2 separate regions of the Homo sapiens genome follow, and region 2 is linked to region 1. A link is a contact called in ENCODE Hi-C or POLR2A ChIA-PET data. All regions are on one chromosome and are shown on one strand. The core of a region is the stretch at or near the end of the contact, and the rest is flanking DNA. Distances in the headings are between cores, read along the strand shown.

Region 1 (3,307 bases), core at 674-3,173:
ACTGTCAGACATTGAAACATACTTGTGACATGATTCTTAGAAGTAATTGAAAATTGAGATGGGTGAACTGTTGCCTAGGACTTGAATTTCTACAGGCCAAGCCTTATTTGTGTATTTACTTAATATGTAATATATGTATTTTTGTATTTACATATTTACTTAATATTTCTATTATACTCTATGTGTATTCATTTAAATATTTAGACATATAAGCATTGTTCATTAAGCACCTTCTAGGAAGAAGTGATACATGATTCAGAGAAGAGCTAAAGATGTTTCCAGTTCCAGGGAACTTTGATAGGAGAGTTGTGAGTTTACATCACAGATAAATCCTCATTTGATCAACAAGTATTCGTTAGCACTTGCTATATTCCACTCTTCGAAGGTACTGGCCATATAACCTTGAACAAACAAGAGTTTTACTTTCTTAGAGCCTGTAGTACGTAATTCCAGATAATGGTGATAAATGTCATAAGAGAGGACTAGCAAAGCACTCAGTAAATTTAGAAAGCAAGGAGCACATCCATCCAGGAAGCTTTCAAGGAGAAGATGGGCCTTAAAGTAAAGGCAGGGGTCTGCCAGCTAAAGAAAGGGTCTAAGGCTTCCAGGTAGAAGAGGGGCAAGGATGATGTCCAAGGGTTTGAACTCATAAACAATGTCTAGGTATAGGGGATTGCAAATCATCTATTAAAGAGTCAATCGAAAAAACAAAACAAAACAAAACTACACAACCACAAAGGAGTGGAGCGAAGCCTGCAGAACAGGATTCCTTAGCCTCAGCAGTACTGAGACTGGTCAATTCTTTGTGGCAGGGGGCTGTCTCATGCATTGTAGGATATTTAGCAGCATCTCTGCTCTTTATTTATTAGATACTGCCAATACCACTAGCATACCTGGAGTCATGACAAAAATGTACCCTGGATGCAGGCACAATGCACCTCCCCTTCCTCTTAGGGACCACCACAATAGAGTGGGCCCAGACTGTGAGGATCCTTAACTATCACAGTGAGGAGTACTGATTATAACTGGATGTAAAGGGTCCACCAATATCAGCTGAAGGATTATACTGTTAGCTTTGTGCATCAGATTGGAGTTTGAAGATATTGAAAGGGCGAGGGGAGATATTTGATGGAGAACTATTAATAAGAGATTAACCAGGTAGTGAGAGAAAGGACAAAAAGAAATAAGATGGTAGAAATTATATTATTAATCTGCCTTTGCCACTTGTTTCCAGGTCTTTTGCATCTCTTGTTAGGTTGTTTTATTCTTCTGATTGTTGAAGTGCTCAAAGCCTAAACTTGCTCTTTGAGGGGCGTTATAAAACTTCAGATCATTTATTTGTCATAGATGAAATAGGTTCCTCAAAAGATAGTTCTCTCTGGGGGAAGTGAAGGATGTGAGAAAACTTGTAATAATCTGGGTTGACTTTGGATTGTGGAAAGTTGAAATGCAAGAGACTTAGCTCCTTTCAGTGCTCCCTCGAGATAGTTTCATGCTGGCAAGAACTGAAATGATATACTCAAAGATTAGAGAAATAGCTAAGCCTTCAGCAAGTTTATAGAGGAAAGAACACATTCATCCAGGAAATTTTCAAGGAAAAGATTTGATATTTATGCAATTTTATAGACAACTTGGGAAGGGCAACTTAATGAAGCCCACATTTATCAGTAGTATGTGGGGTGTGTGTGTGAGAGAGAGAATGAGAGAAAGTGTGAGTTTGTGTGTGTGATTCCTTCCTCCTACCTTACCATCAGTGCTTGAGCTTACTCTGCATGCCTCTTGAGGATTCTCACTCTTAGTGTGGTCATAGACAGGAAATGGAAACCTGGTGGTTTCCAAGCCCATCGCTTTTGCTGATACACTGTGGGATGTTGGGCAAACCATTTCACCTCCCTGTGCCTCTGCTTTAGGTCATTGAGAATGAGGAAGCAAGATTCCATCAAACATTTAACTTTCAAAATCAGCTGTGGTCCAAGAGGTTGAGTGTCCTGGCTAATTGGCTTCCTCTTAGTTAATCTCCCATTTCTATGTTATGATCAAACTTTGATTGTGGTAGAGTCAATGGCTGCTCTGTGTCTGTGGTTTTAACGCAAGTCTGATCTTGAGTCTGGGTATGTGCATAGGTCTAAATCTTAGCCTGTAATAAGCCCTCTCCAAATCCTTCCTGAGGCTCTGGGCTAAATATGTCCTGGAAGTGAGAAGCAAGGTACAAGATGCCAGGGCAAAAAGAAAACACCACCTGAATAATCTAGTAGGTAGAGCCAGCTTTTAAAGATAAGTTTGCCTCCCTGCTCAGACAATTGATCTCTGCACTCAAAAGCAAATAAGTCTGTCTTACCCATTGTTTTCTTTTTTTGTTTTAACTCGAAATATGTCAGTGAAGTACTTCCTAGGTCTGGGAAACTGGGCAGTTGCAGAAAACAAAGTTCCCCTTGCCAGGGAGGTTACATTCAAGTGTAACCTGGGAGGAGACAGAAAATAGAGAAATACGTTTTTTCAAGGGGTTAAAAATGATAAAAAATAAGATAGAGGAGTCAGGATGATAGTGAGATTTTAATCTTTTAGGTAGGGTGGCCAAGGGGAGCATTTCTGAAAAGGTGGTATTTAAGCAGCCATCTGAATGCAGTGCGGAAAGGAATGCCACAGCCGTTTTTTGGGGGAGCACCCCAGGCACAGGGGAGCAGCAAGTTAAAGGTCGTGAGGAGAAGTGAGCCTGGAGTGTCAGAGCACAGAAAGCCTTTGCTTGAGGTTTAAACTGTCCAGGAATAGGCTGAGGAAGACCCGGTGGTGCTGGGATACAAGAAGAGGCGTTCAATTATTCTGTTGTATCTTTCCGGTTTTATCACTTCCAACTCAGAAGTGTGCGACAATACTATTTGCCCTATAGTTTACTAGAAAAAGCTAGATTGTACTTCTGGATAAATCAACCATCTTGAAAGGAGAAATCTGCAGGGAAGAACTTGAATGAGGTAGCTTTGCACCTACTGGAATGGGAGCCAATACAAATGGATTGTGCGATTGGGGTCGGAGCACTGGGGCCTAAAAGATACTTGAGAATCGTAGTTACTATCTATGATAGCTCCAGGGCACTGTGAGGCTTTGGAGTGTCCTCTTAACCTAGGGACTCCAGAGAAGGTTAGCAATAATTAACACATGGCTCCAAATCCATGATATTTCATTTCCTTCCAGATGGGGTACTGTGTTTTCATTTATTGCCATTCCTCATTGCAGAGAGCACAGCAATAGGAAAATCATGTGCACGTAGTCAATATTTATTGAACATGTTGTAACTGAGTCATAGACCTAG
Region 2 (3,126 bases), core at 571-3,070, 230 kb after region 1:
ACCCATGTGCCTGTATTCATATATTTTCATAAAGTCTCCTGGTTTCCTACCCCAGGGAAGAAAGATAAGCATGTTGGCATATGGATTAGTTTGGGAAGAATACAAATGTTTATGAGCCATGTTTTTACATTAAGTAAAAGTTTACTTAATCCTGTGAAAAATAAATATTCTTATAATTTAGATTATTAACTCAATGGATGGGAGAACTTGAATGAGAATTTAGACACTGCTTCTTACTTACTAAAATATTAACAGTTGGGCAGCTTTGAAAAGAAGTAGAATAGAGGCAGCTTTCTCATTTTTTTTTCCTTTGTGGCTGGAAGAGGTGCAGGCAGCCGAAGCTCATTACTGTAGTGGCTTCTTTTCTTGCTCTTTTGGTTGATTCCTGGCCTCTCCTACTAGGGAGAACTTGCAATCAAACTATATACTTTGCCTCTCAGGGGCTCAGTTTCTTCCTCCAAAAAATTATTGAAAATCCCTTCCATCTGTAACATCTAGTGCTTTTATGGCTTAAAAGAAAAACATCACTGTCATAATTGCCATCATTAGGATAAGCTGCCTCAATCGACATTTATTTAGTGCTTCTTTGGACCCAAATAGGGCCCACCTGACAAGCTTGGCCAGGAGGGGATTAACTGAGGGGAAGCCAGAGAGGAGAGACTGCCAAAGACCTGACATGCCTGAAGTCAGAAGATGGACTCTGATGGCAAAGCAACCTGACCTCGGCAAGGCTTGTCAGGCTGCCTGGAAGGCAAGCCCACTCCCATCCTCCTGTGCCTACCCAACCCACAACTTGTCTTGATTTTGGTATTGAGATAATTAAGGAAAAAAATTAGATACGTAGCTATACATAAAGACTTTGATCTACCTATTTACCAATGAGGTAATGGTCATTGTTTTTTATATCATGAGAAGGCCTACAATGACCAGCGAAATGTATAAATGAGGTGGGGGGAAGTAAAAATCTTTTAATTTTGGAAATGAAGAGAGACAGCTCTGAAAGAGAAAGAGACAATGGTTAGCATTCCTAGTTTCTCCGCTGATGCCCGTTAGACCTGCTTCCTGACTTCTGCCAGGACTTGGCTCCTGCCACCAGGCAAATGTGTTCCAGGAGGCATCTAGCATCTTGCAGACACATCCATGTATCTGAAACCTGTGGCAAATGAGGAAGTGAAGGAGATGCAATGAAAGAGGTCAATAAGGCCCTGATTATGGGATCTATGCCAGGCTAGCCAGCAGGCCCCCTCCCCTTTATTTGTAGGTTTGGGGCTTTATGATCAGATGTGTCTTAGGAAGATCACACTGACTCTGATGGTGCTGGTTTGACTGAATCATTTGACTTTCTAGGACATACCTAGCACAGTAAACAGAGCGTTGCAGCTACACTGAGAAATAGGTGAAAGAAAGTGCTCAAGAATCTAACGTTAATTCCTCATGGCAGCACATCTACAAGCTCAAACATAAAGACAAGTACGATGACTCTGAAAACATAAGAATGAGTAGCAAGTGCCACTCTCTACACCAAGGCTGCATACTTATGCTTTACCATTGATTATCTACTGATATGGGACCAATGCATGGTTTTTATGCCCTTAACCATTGAAATAGAAAAATACTCTTTCTTTCCCTGCTTCGTGACCAAGGATGAATCAGATCACCTTGTTACACTCATTCAATGGGCATAACTCAGAGAAACCCTCCCAGTGTGGGAAACTGAGAGTCAAGTCCTTGTTCTGACACGAATTGGAGAAACCACAAAAATTGGCATGGCTTGTGCCTGCCCAGTTGGCATAACTGCTCTCAAATGGCCTTTGACACGCTCTGCTCCTGCCTCTGCTTGTTGGTGAGTTAAAAAATGCTCTGGATGAGTCAGCTGACTTTCTACTATAGCTTTCAGCATGGGCCGGGCAATTCTCTTGAAAAGCCTAAATCTGACTTCTATACATGTCAGTTTGAAAGGGCATAGGTGTATACTTCCCTGCTCTGGAAGGATAAACACATGTTACGAAGTGAATCACTAGAGAAAATACCATGTTGACAATAGTGTTGTTGCTGGAATTATTACTTCTCCAATTGATGTGGGAATACCTGTATTCCCCCATTACTCTCCTGTTCAGCTCTGGTCTTCTGAAAAGCTGGTTATCAAAATGACACTTGGCACAGCTTTCCAAAATTGCTCACTCATTGTGATTAACTGCCATTGATTGCTGAGAGAGTCACTAAATGGATCATTTGATGACAACAACCATAGATGTGGGGTAAATGACTTCTTTCTTGTCTAGCAATAGGCAGCCTTTGCAATGGCCCAAAGTGATGAGTAACAAAAATGCTTTTTTTAAAAAAAAAAAAATTGACGTCATCATTTTCTTTAGTGACAGCACATTGCTCTTAAAGTAACAAAAATATGTGAAGGTAAACTTTTTTGAACATAGTCAAATTATAAATTGGGTTAGACTGTGGACTGAGCCCCATTATTTCATTTTAATCTAGGGATTAATTCCTATTTCAATGGTACTCAAAGTGTCATCCACAGATCCCTGGATGTACCAATATCTTTCTAAGTGGTTCATGAGGTCCAAGCTCCTTTCATAATAATACTCACATATTACTTGCGCTTTTGATCCATTGATATCTCCACCAACTGCACCAAAGCAATGGTGGGTAAGACTGCTGGTGCCTGAGCGGAAATCAAGGCAGTGGCACAAACCATACTAGCAGTCATTGTCGTCTTCACTGCCACATGCTTGCAGTAAAATATCAGATGGCTTTTACTTAAAGATGACCTGATGAAGCAGGAAAAAAAATGATAAATTTTGTTAAATTTTGACCTTTGAGAACGCCTGTTTTACTATTCTGTGTGACAAAATGGGAAGTGACACATAAACATACACTTGTGCTGTAGGTTCAAGTATCACGGTTGTCTAAAAAAAAGTGTGTACTTATTTGAGTTCCAAGTCAAACTAGATATTTTTTCCATGGAACACCATTTTCATTAAAAGAATGACAAATGATAGCTATTCTGACTTGGGTCTTTCAAGGATATTTTCTTAAAATTAACAAAGTCAGCCTGTCACTTCAACAGAATGGAATTTGTTGCCAATGACAGAATTTAAACTTTCAAGTAAA

The links. A loop is a pair of places that touch in the nucleus more often than their neighbours do. ChIA-PET counts read pairs that join two places held with the same protein, here RNA polymerase II (POLR2A). Pooled maps may share reads with other maps.
Region 2: a loop to region 1 is called in a pooled map, with 2.0 times the contacts of the local background. The contact joins two enhancer-like sites. A Hi-C loop is called at or near these places in 3 of 168 maps with a recorded cell type or tissue (IMR-90, PC-9 and mammary epithelial cell), 8 of 37 single-sample maps with no recorded cell type and 12 of 50 pooled maps. POLR2A ChIA-PET finds 5 or more read pairs at or near these places in 1 of 52 experiments (AG04450).

Annotation. Positions count from the first base shown.
Region 1 is chr15:39,410,372-39,413,678 of GRCh38, reverse strand. All of the region lies in intron 1 of LOC105370777 (a long non-coding RNA gene), which reads left to right. Among named protein-coding and RNA genes, the nearest start is that of LINC02915, 160 kb to the right of the region's middle. Within about 2 kb of position 1,923, at least 3 of the 41 ENCODE cell types and tissues checked have a DNase peak (open chromatin) inside an H3K27ac peak, as active enhancers do; they include mammary epithelial cell, where a contact is called at or near this core.
Region 2 is chr15:39,176,410-39,179,535 of GRCh38, reverse strand. All of the region lies in intron 1 of LOC105370777 (a long non-coding RNA gene), which reads left to right. It overlaps LOC105370780 (a long non-coding RNA gene), which reads right to left. Exons shown (of 3, transcript XR_007064591.1): 2 at 2,603-2,783. Among named protein-coding and RNA genes, the nearest start is that of LINC02915, 73 kb to the left of the region's middle. Within about 2 kb of position 1,820, at least 2 of the 41 ENCODE cell types and tissues checked have a DNase peak (open chromatin) inside an H3K27ac peak, as active enhancers do; they include mammary epithelial cell, where a contact is called at or near this core.